Regions from separate parts of the Homo sapiens genome. Here region 1 is linked to region 2. Evidence: read pairs that join two places in POLR2A ChIA-PET (ENCODE). Cell type or tissue: CD4-positive, alpha-beta T cell. All regions are shown on one strand. Region 1 overlaps VOPP1 (VOPP1 WW domain binding protein). Region 2 overlaps VOPP1 (VOPP1 WW domain binding protein).

Evidence for each region. Peaks named below come from ENCODE experiments on the same cell type or tissue, not always from the same donor. Only the 100,000 strongest peaks of a DNase experiment are listed, where the experiment ranks them.
Region 1: POLR2A ChIA-PET joins it to region 2 with 42 read pairs; 10 of 35 experiments call an interaction of 5 or more read pairs at or near these places.

What each region holds. Positions count from the first base shown.
Region 1 is chr7:55,531,150-55,536,149 of GRCh38, forward strand. The region is part of intron 1 of VOPP1 (VOPP1 WW domain binding protein); the gene reads right to left. Among named protein-coding and RNA genes, the nearest start is that of VOPP1, 39 kb to the right of the region's middle. RefSeq lists enhancers at 1,318-1,377, 2,448-2,567, 2,638-2,707, 3,048-3,107, 3,148-3,757 and 2 more. In CD4-positive, alpha-beta T cell, no CTCF peak of the experiment used is centred here; DNase peaks (open chromatin) are centred at 2,422 and 3,352; H3K4me3 peaks cover 1,370 bases; H3K27ac peaks cover 2,135 bases.
Region 2 is chr7:55,467,317-55,472,316 of GRCh38, forward strand. It overlaps VOPP1 (VOPP1 WW domain binding protein), which reads right to left. Exons shown (of 5, transcript NM_030796.5): 5 at 3,297-5,000. Among named protein-coding and RNA genes, the nearest start is that of VOPP1, 100 kb to the right of the region's middle. RefSeq lists an enhancer at 726-1,227. In CD4-positive, alpha-beta T cell, no CTCF peak of the experiment used is centred here; a DNase peak (open chromatin) is centred at 2,125; H3K27ac peaks cover 3,415 bases.

The DNA of each region.
Region 1 (5,000 bases), 64 kb after region 2:
CATCATTCATTCAAAAAACTCATGAGTGGGAGACTTCATTAGAATAGCCTGAAAGCAGCGATAACAGATAGAAATATCAGTGCTACTGTTATCTGCTGGCAATAAATGAATATGATAAACCTTTGTTATCAGCTCAGTTCCAACAAAAGCAATGAACAGGACCAAACCTTTGAATGCTCTCCTTAAAGGCCTAATCCAGAATTTTTTTTTTTTTTTTTGAGAGGGAGTCTCGCTGTGTCGCCCATGCTGGAGTGCAGTGGTGCGATCTTGGCTCACTGCAACCTCTGCCTCCTGGGTTCAAGCGATTCTCTTGCCCCAGCCTCCCAAGTAGCTGGGATTACAGGCACGCGCCACCACACCCAACTAATTTTTTTGTATTTTTAGTAGAGATGGGGTTGCACCCTGTTGGCCAGGCTGGTCTCAAACCCCTGACCTCAGGGGATCCGCCCACCTCGGCCTCCCAAAGTGCTAGGATTACAGGCATGAGCCATCGCGCCCAGAAAAAGTCATCTTTTTTTGATGTAATTGCAGAGTGCAAGAGTAACATTATGAAAAAAAAGTCAACAGATCAGCTCTGCCACCTCCTAGTCTATGATTTGGGCACCCGGCTTTGATGATCTCATACATGTCTGAGAAGAGTAACAGGCTTGTTGTTTCCAACTACTATGCCCCCAAAATGAAATAACTGAGATATGTACCAAAAGACTACTCTCCTCCAGTTGGGCCTAAATCTTGGCCAGCAGATCCAAAACTCAACCACCACACTTAAGAGAAAATATCAACTTCTTACCTTTTGCAGACAGAAATGCCCAGAAAGATTAATAAGTGGAGCAGCTTCAAGGGCAAAATGCCAAAAAATGCATAAGGATTTTTGCATTTGGGTTGTGTACTACCCTACCTATTTGACTTCTATTTTAGAAGAAAAGTGTGTTGGATTCTCTGATGACATATATTTCTGTAAGTCTAGATTCTAACTGTAAAGAGCACAAGAAATTGAAAAGCTGAGATGTGACTAAAGTCTGACTAAAGGCTGAATAAATGATGGTGCCACCCACATTTAAAGACAATGTGACTTACTAGAATAAACACACACAGCACCTGCCGCATGCCTGCTTCTGTGCCTGAACAGTGACCCAACCATGGTCAGGTCACCGAAGGTCTCTAAGCTTTGGTTCTTTGTCTACAGACTGGAGAGAGGTATTTCTGTCTTGCCTTGAGGTTTACATGAAACAGTGTATGCGAACCACCTGGCGCATGCCCACTATTCTAAGAGCCTCCTGCTAAGTCGTTACATTGTGTGCTGTGTCGGTTTATTCTTGAGAATCATGGTCAAGTAAAGCTCAACCTAAAGATGCAGTTAACATTCTCTACAACGTACTTTTGTGTCTCTATGGAGAGTGAGAATATGGAACCTGTGATCCAAAATGAACCAGAAAAACAAACAAACAAAAAACAGAAGTTTAGAAACTACACTAGTTACAACCACCAGCTTGGAAATGATACCCTGGTGTGGAAAAATACAGCTCAAAGCAATCTGAGGGAGGCTCCTCCCCTTTCCATGGAAGTTTTCATGGCTTCTGGCACACCCTGTCAGCATTCTCTTCCCAGGAAGGTACTGGGAAGCACTGCCACGTGTACTCCTCTCATTCCTTTTCACTACTACCAAATTTCACACCCCCTCAATTCTAGTAATATGCATTTTCATTAAATCTGGTAATATTTAACCTGGAGTCAAAAAGCAATTTCTTGTGCTTAGAAGACTTTCTATTTCTTGTCATGAATTGATTGGTTATAAATGTTAAGGGACTAAGCTGTTACAGCAAATTTGGGGAGAAAGAGAGTCAGTTCCACGTGCTGCCCCAAAGCAGCATCTGTGTATCAGAAAATCTTCAGGGAGTCTCTGGCAGTGTGGAGGCCTAAGCTAAAACCAGGAGGACTGAGAACATATGTGCCAGGAAGGTGATTTTGATGCCAGTTCTGTCTCTCTCCTGAACCCAATCAACTCAATCATTTCTGTTTAACACAAACTCACATGAGTGCCTCCTAAAAGCTGGTTCAGTCAGCTGCCTCCAGGTCAGACCAGTGAGGATGGAGGCCGGTCACTCAGTGTTGTCTGTGGGTGCATGCAAGGGGCAGTGTGGTGCTCTTGAAAGGCAGTGCCCAAGGACAGCAGCAGAAATGCCCCTGCCTTCCCCACTCAGGAAGGGCATCACTGTCCACCCACAAGCAGCTTCCAGAGCCATCACTTATAAATATTTCTTCTCTCATTTAGATTTCCCTGTGCCAAGAAAAAAAAACAAAAACAAAAAAACACCTGCCTGCTCTGAGTCAGCCTCAGAGATGACCGTGGTTGACTGTGCTGTCTGCCATCTGCTTTTAACCACGAAAGAGGAAGCAGCTATGTGGGACACCACATCAGGGAACCTTCCGGACCTAGGGTCTCACTGCCTGGAAACTCCCCTGAGCCTCAGCTTCTTCAGATGGAAGGGACTCTGCTAACTCAAAGAACCCCTCATACTACCCACCAAAGGAAAGTCCCCATCAGGGAGACTAGCAAGGGAGGCTGAATGTAGAACAGCACTCAGGTTAATCCTAAATCCCTACCTGGCTTTCCCTCCTCAGTCATCAACATAGTGATGGGGTGAACTTCGATGATGTTGTCTGGGGACTGACCTTCATATCCTCTGATCCTCCCAGTCTTTTCTTCTTACCTTTTCTCGTACCCAGTGTGTGGTGGGTGGGTAGGGAGGTAGATGAGTGAAAACACCCACAGGAAGGAGGATGGCAAAACTCAGATCCAAAAGCAACAACTCTGCCTCAGTGTTGTAAATAAGCAACAGCTTTTCCACCCAAAACAACTCATTTGTGCAAGGTCACCAGCAAACTGTACAGCTGTCTCCCAGCCCTGTCAGCTATAATTTCTAATAGCTGTCACTGTGTCCTGGCTTGTTAAAATCCGTGAAGGAAATCATTTCATGTAGCTTTTTTTTTTTTTTTACGAGATGGAGAGAGAAAAGAATGGTAGCAGAGTAAAACAGCAAGTGCAAGCAGATGACAGAAATTTCTACAGACACTTAATAGACAGACATTCCTTAGGCCTAGTTCAAATATCTAAATTCCATCTGGGGACTTGGCTGTCAAAAGATAATCATCTCTTGCTTCATTTCTCATATAATTTCCTAAACCCTCGGGTCTCAGCTAGTGCAAGGTCCTGTCATGGTCACCTGTGGCTTGGGCCAATTCTCACTTCCCCTGAAGGGCAGCTGCGTGTAGGGAGCGGGGGCTGCCCAAAGTTTCACTCTGACTGGAGGTAAACTTAACATCATTTCTGCATTAGTCATTTAGAGCCCTGGGCTCAGTACTTTCCCCCAACTGGGTTTCTGCTTTTGAGCTCGCTCTGCAATTTCCCCAATTCTGACTCAATTCTCTCTGGGCCCAGGGAGCTGTCAACAGCCACTCCTCCCCACCCATTTCTCCAGCTGTAGCCCTCTTGCAGGTGTCCTGCCCACAAAAGAACACCAGCATACAACGCCATGCAGGGCCCACTCTGAGCTGGGGACCTTCTGCCAGTTGCCACCTGGGATCTCTGCCAGGTGCCCAGAAGAACCTCACACCAGACATCCCTACAGCTGAGCGCTGCTCCCACCCAGTGCTCTGGACTTTGGGGAAAGTACCACCGCCCACTAGCTCACCCCAGCCACATGCTGTCCCCAGTGCCTCCTGTCTTCCCACTCCATCCACGTGGTCAAGCCTTGTCTCTTCCCAGGACATTCCTGCCACACCACAAAGGAGGCTGGCATCAAAAGCCAGGGGGTGAGCTTGCTGATGGGAGAAGAGGAGAACAGGAAGACACAGTTGAAGAGTGGTAGAGCCTGCAGCACCTGCCCCAAGACCACTGCCACATCCAAGTCTGGCCGCATGGCCTCTAGTGCCAGGGCCTGGCTGGGGGACTCCTGACACTGCACCTGCCCCTAAACCTCTCAGCAGCCTTGACAAAGCTCAGGGGGCTACGCAGGGCTCTGTCATAGAGAATAGGAAAGGAGGGCACACAGCACACCAACTCCTGCTAGAAAATCTCCAGGGGCTCCCCATTCACTGTGGGTTTCTCTTTGCTTCCCCTTGAGGTCATAATTTTCTTTCTTCTGAATGCAATTTTATCTTCAGTGGGCTTCATTACACAAACAAGCAAAAAGAGTGGGGCTGACTGATCAGGGCAAAGCTCAGTGAGCTCAGAGGGCACTGGGGCAGGCTCCCCCTGGAAACCCTGCTGCCTCACTGAGGGTGAAGTACAGACCCCAGGGAGTGTCCTTCTGGCCTGGCCGCCCCCACATGCCATTGGCTCTTCCTGTCTCTGCCGCTCCTCCCAGTCCCCCGCCCCGCAGCCATTTCCATCCATGCACCTCTAGAGAACCCTAGGTCTATTCACTTCCATCTGGAAAACACTTCTTCAGAGTTTCCACCAACGGAGCCTCAGCCTCAGTGTCACTTGGATGAAAATTTTCGAGACTTCCAGAAGGTGAGTTGTTAGTTTTCCCCCTTGGGGCTCTGATTAAATTTAACTCTCAGCACTTCAGCTTACAAGGAATCTTCCCTTCCGTGAACTTATTTGGTCCTAATGAGACCATGGGAAGGAGTGGGCTGCCCTCAACCAGCAGACATGCTCAGCACTGTGTCTGCCATCCCAGGATGCAGTTGGGGCACTGTCCCTCTGTGCAGAGGCTGGGCAGGCAGACATCAACTTACCGCAGGTCTGAGACTATCTCCAAAGACAGTGTTCTTTCCTTGATGACGACCGACTCTTTCCTACACCTGACCCACACTCTGTGCCAAGCAAGGATCATGCACTCAGGGCCCTGGCTCCTCCTGCAGGGTTGGGTCTTCAGGAGCTCCTGAGGAGTAAGGGCCCTGCCTCGGCCACCCTGTTGGCCCCAGTGCCTGACCCAGGCCAAGCGTTCAGGAAACCTTTGGTGGAAACGCTCACATATCCACTTCCTTCTCTG
Region 2 (5,000 bases):
GGCAGGAGGGAGTCAGGCAGGAGACCTCTGGTCCCTGGCACAGCTATTCTCGCAACAGCCATTGGTCAATCTCCCCGGTCCCTACCACAGCCCCTCTGCTCTCTGTACCTGCCGGCCTCAATGCGGAGCCTCTCTGAGAAACAGCTCCTCCCTCGCCAGCCACCTTCTGTGTACAGTTCAACTTCTATCTCCTCAGATCTCCTTCCCCATCAGTCAACCCACCTCCCTTCTCCTATTTCAAAAATTACTCAACATTTCTGTTCTTGCACTTTTTTGGGCTGTTACAGATTTTTTGAAGTTCAATGACATTTGGGAAGGACAGATAAAAGTGAGCATTCAATTTGCATCTCAAGTCATGACATTTGCCTTGTAAATGACGTCTGCTTCCATTTTACTGGAGGAAGCTGGCCAGGTGGGGTCTCCTTTCCCATAGGTGGCTGTGATGTCAGGTGAGCTGCTCAGCCTCTTCTGGCTTACTTTCCGTTCACATGACGAGGGTCGTGAATGAGATTAGTATCCATCAAACCTGTTCCTGTAATACACCCCTTCTATCAGGTAAAACTGATGGCAGGATTCCAGTATATAAAACAAGCTAAACTGGTATTTTCTTTTTCAGAATACGTACTGAAGTGCTGAAGAGTAACTAAAACATTTTTTAACAGGAGAAAAGGCCCTGGCTGGGGGCAGTGGCTCACGCCTGTAATCCCAGAACTTTGGGAGGCCGAGGCGGGCGGATCACGAGGTCAAGAGATCAAGACCATCCTGGCTAACGTAGTGAAACTCATCTCTACTAAAAATACAAAAATTAGCTGAGTGTGGTGGCATGTGCCTGTAGTCCCAGCTAGTCAGGAGGCTGAGGCAGGAGAATCCCTTGAACCCGGGAGGAGGAGGTGGAAGTGAGCTGAGATTGCACCACTGCACTCCAGCCTGGCGACAGAGCAAGACTTCGTCTCAGAAAAAAAAAAAAAAAAAGAAAAAAAAAGAAAGAAAGAAAGAAAAGAGAGGCCCTGAGGAGGAGAGGAGAACATGATGGGGCCTTTGGAGCCCACAGCTCCCTCTTCCCCTCTAAGTGGCCCATGGTGGCAGTGCTGGCTGCCCCAAGAGGAGGTAGGCAAATTGCAGAGGCACCAAGGAGCTTCCAAGGAAAGGCTGAGGCCTGGCCCTTCCCAGCGGAGGTGCAACGGTCTGGAAACTCATGAGATGGATCAACAGTCATGGTTACTGGTGGCAGACACACCTCGGAGGGACCTGAAGGTTTGTCTGGATGAGCGACTGGATTGCAACTATGGGATGGGCTAGAGGATGGGCCCAGCAGGTGGCCCAGGATGGAACCCCTCTGGAAGTGCCTGGGCGGGGCCGCGTCAGCTGCAGCTGCAGGTAAGCATGCATGGGACCCCACAGGAGTGGCTGTCAATGACACCAATGTGGAGATAGGTCTTTGGCCTAAGGGAGGAGTGAAGCCCCAGGGTACCACGGGACAGGAGGGAAGATAATGTTTTCCTGCAAAATGGGCAGGTCAGATCTCAGTGTTCGAAGGATTTGACTAGAACTGTGCTTAGGATCAATGAAAAGGGAGAGGCAGGTCACAGTATTTGAGGATAAACTAATTTTTACCTTATTCTGGGATCAAAGTGACTATCAAAGCTTTAAAATACAGCATATAAAGTGTCAGAAAAGGTACACTAGTTTTTTCTTTTAAAGTACACTAGTTTTTATAGTATAAATAGTTGTAGAATCTAGGTAGTGGGTTTATGAGTGTTCACGGTAATTTTTTTTCAGCTTTTCTGTATGCTTTAAATTTTTCAGGACAAAATGCCTAGAAGTGGTCAAATAACATTTTATTTTGTAGTCGAGCATTTGAGGAACCCTTGGACGATTGTCGGGAAGCCTTCGGGTTAATGAAGCATGAAAACTATTGGGCCTCTCCTGAGCCCTTTGAGCTCAAAAATCTCTAACTTCCTAGGAGGCTCCTCAGGCTCAGCCCAGGCCTGAAGCTGATGTATTTGAGAAGCTGGTGTTTTAGATGACTGTCATCTAAAACCTCAAAGCCTCAAAAGCTGTTTACATCAGTGGGGTTGCACCTGTACTCTGAGTTAGTTTTATCACAAAAATGGGTCATTTGCAGCTGCCTTTTAAAGGTGAAAACAGATGCAAAATATATTAAAAAAATCAAACAGACTTTCAAAAACCACACACAGTGCCAAGTAGTCAGTGGATTTGTCGGCGCCCTGCCTGAGAACAGCACTTTGATAAAAGGCCCAGCTGCAAGGGTGCAGAATAACAGAGTTGGGAGCACTGCTGCCCTTTCTTTGTTCTGCCTTTCAGGGCAGCTGTCCTCAAATATGGGGTGGGCAGAAGTGGTGTGCTTACTGCCAGCACTGCCTGCTACAAGGAAAAGAACTGTATGGCCTACTAATTTGGGGGAGTGCTGGATTAAACAGCATTAAGATGCTTCTCAGACTGTTCAATATACTTGTGTGCACTGCCCGTCTCCCAGGGATGGACACAGTTGTGATCCCCAAATGCTCTACAGACTTTTAGGGGAGGGACCATGCTCTAGGACCCATGCTTTAAGAAGGCAAAAATAAACCAAGCACTGTGGCTCATGCCTGTAATCCCACGGCTTTGGGAAGTGGGAGGATCGCTTGAGCCTAGAGGTTTGAGGCTGCAGTGAGCTATGATTGAACCACTGCATGCCAGGCTGGGTGACAGAACAAGACCCTGTCTCTAAAAAAACAAAAAGGAAGCAAAATAGAAAATGCTTCTTTGCAAACATTATGTCAATTAGTGATACATCTAAAATACATCTTGAGAGGCTGGGGTAGGAGAATTGCTTGAGGCCAATGGTTTGAGACCAGCCTGGGAAACGCAGTGAGACCCCATCTCTAAAACACAAAATAAAATAAAAAATAAATAATTAAAATGCAGTTTAACTGTAGCAGCTACACCCTTCAGCAGCATCTGTGAGAGAAGTGTTATTTCTGACCAAGCAGAGCTGTGTTTTAAGATGAAGGCTCCCCGACCTGTGAAAAACAGCCCTAGCTCAAGGTTAACTTACAGTATCAACAGTACATTACTTCAGCGATGCTTCTGTCTTCCTACCCACTGGGGACAATTGTCTCCATAGCTTGTATCTTACATTCTCAAATAACATCTAGTTTCTGGTTCCCCTGAGACCAGGTGCATCCTCCACCCACCTCACCCCACTGAACCAAGGATCTGCTGTACACCCTTCCTCATTAGAAACTTCATCTCCACCCTCTTTCCCACTCCCCCAACAAAACAATCAAAGCACATGCCCAAATTTATTTTTATTTTGCACACATAGGAAACAGGATCCTATCAAAAGAGAACAAAAAAGAGAAACGAGCCAATTGTTGCAGAGGAAAAGCATGCACAGATCTGCTTCAAGTTTACTCTGAACCACGGACGCTCCGGGAATTCTACACACCAGGAGCTGTCTCACTCCAGGAAGTGGGCACAACCCACCATCCACACAATGGAAACAAGAATGGCCAGGAAATGTCACCGAAGTGGGACTTCCATATGCAGGATCAGCGTTCACAGTAGCACAATTCTAACCAAGTTCAAGGGAAAACAAACTCTGTCTCACACAAACATGGGAATACAAAATTGTTGAGCCCTAGCCATCACTGTCTCTTAACATAATTTGCTATCAAAAAGACAAACGAAATTTAGTCACGGACTTTTGGGTGCCTATTCAGCTGCACCCGATTCCAGGGGCAGCTTAGTGTGCTTTTTCATTACAAAAAATAAAGACATTAAAAATGCAAAACAAATGACCTGGAGGAAGAGGAGTGTTTGGACCCACGCAGTTGTCTTGGTTGTAAACAGTGAACATTGTGCTTTGTTGTCTCATTTAGATGGAGGCCTGCAGCATGGGAGGTACCACGCTGGCAGTCAGCAGTCACACCAGGGTGGTCAGAGACACTGGTGGCAGCATCTGTGCTTGCAACTGCATTCCCAGGGTGTCTGTTTTGTTCCCAAGTGTCTCCCACAAAATTCCCCAGGAGGTTCTCCGATTAAATGTCCTCAGAGTGAAAAGCATGGACACCAAATCACTCCGTATCCACTTCCATGAGATGTCTTGATGCTCCAGTTCAATGAGTAACAATTTCTCAAGAGGCTCTGATTAGTTCATTAAAAAATAAGCACCCCCACCTCATTCCCCGTGATACAGCACATCTAGTAATCTAGGCGCCTCAGCTAAGCTGCATAGCTCTTAGCACACAGGACAGGTCAGCGTTCACACATCAACACTATAACTATGCGGCGGAACTAGCTCCCCGCTAGCCGTCAACTACTCAGGAGACTACCTGTGAGATCCTGGGGTGAGCTGTGATTCCTATCCAGGAATGTGCATTTCCGACCACTTCTTCTTTATTCTAATTATGACAACATGGTCAGTGCAGTTGAGTCAGTACTTCTCCTGTCTTTTCCCAGCAAGCTCCTCCTCCTTGGAGCCCAGCACACACCCGCTTAGACCCAACACAACCTCAGAGAGAGACGCCTCAGCTGGTCTCTCTCCCTGGAAGAGTCCATGTGACTTCCCAGCCAGATGTGCCCCGTTTTGAAAGCACCCTTCAGAACCCACCACTGGAGCTGCCTGAGGGAAGGAGACCCCCGGGCCTGAGAATGCCCTGGAGAGGCAGTGATGTCCAGGGAAGACACACACCCAGTCTGATTTCAAAGGGCAGGACGCTCTACATGCACTTCCATAAACACACCAAAAAAATGGGTAACAGTCCTTTCTCCAAATCAGACCAAGAGCTCACAAAATGCAATGTCTCAGTTTGGGGCAGGAAGTGATTTCCCATGAATTTAAATAAATTTGCTTAGTGGATGTCAGATCACTGTCAGGCCTCCAAGGCAAGCCTGATTCTAGGCCCCATCCTGCGGTGAGAGCTGCACGTGCTACCCTTCCCTGGCGGTGCAGGAGAAGTCTATCTTTAGGATATGAACAGAGACAGAAACATGAC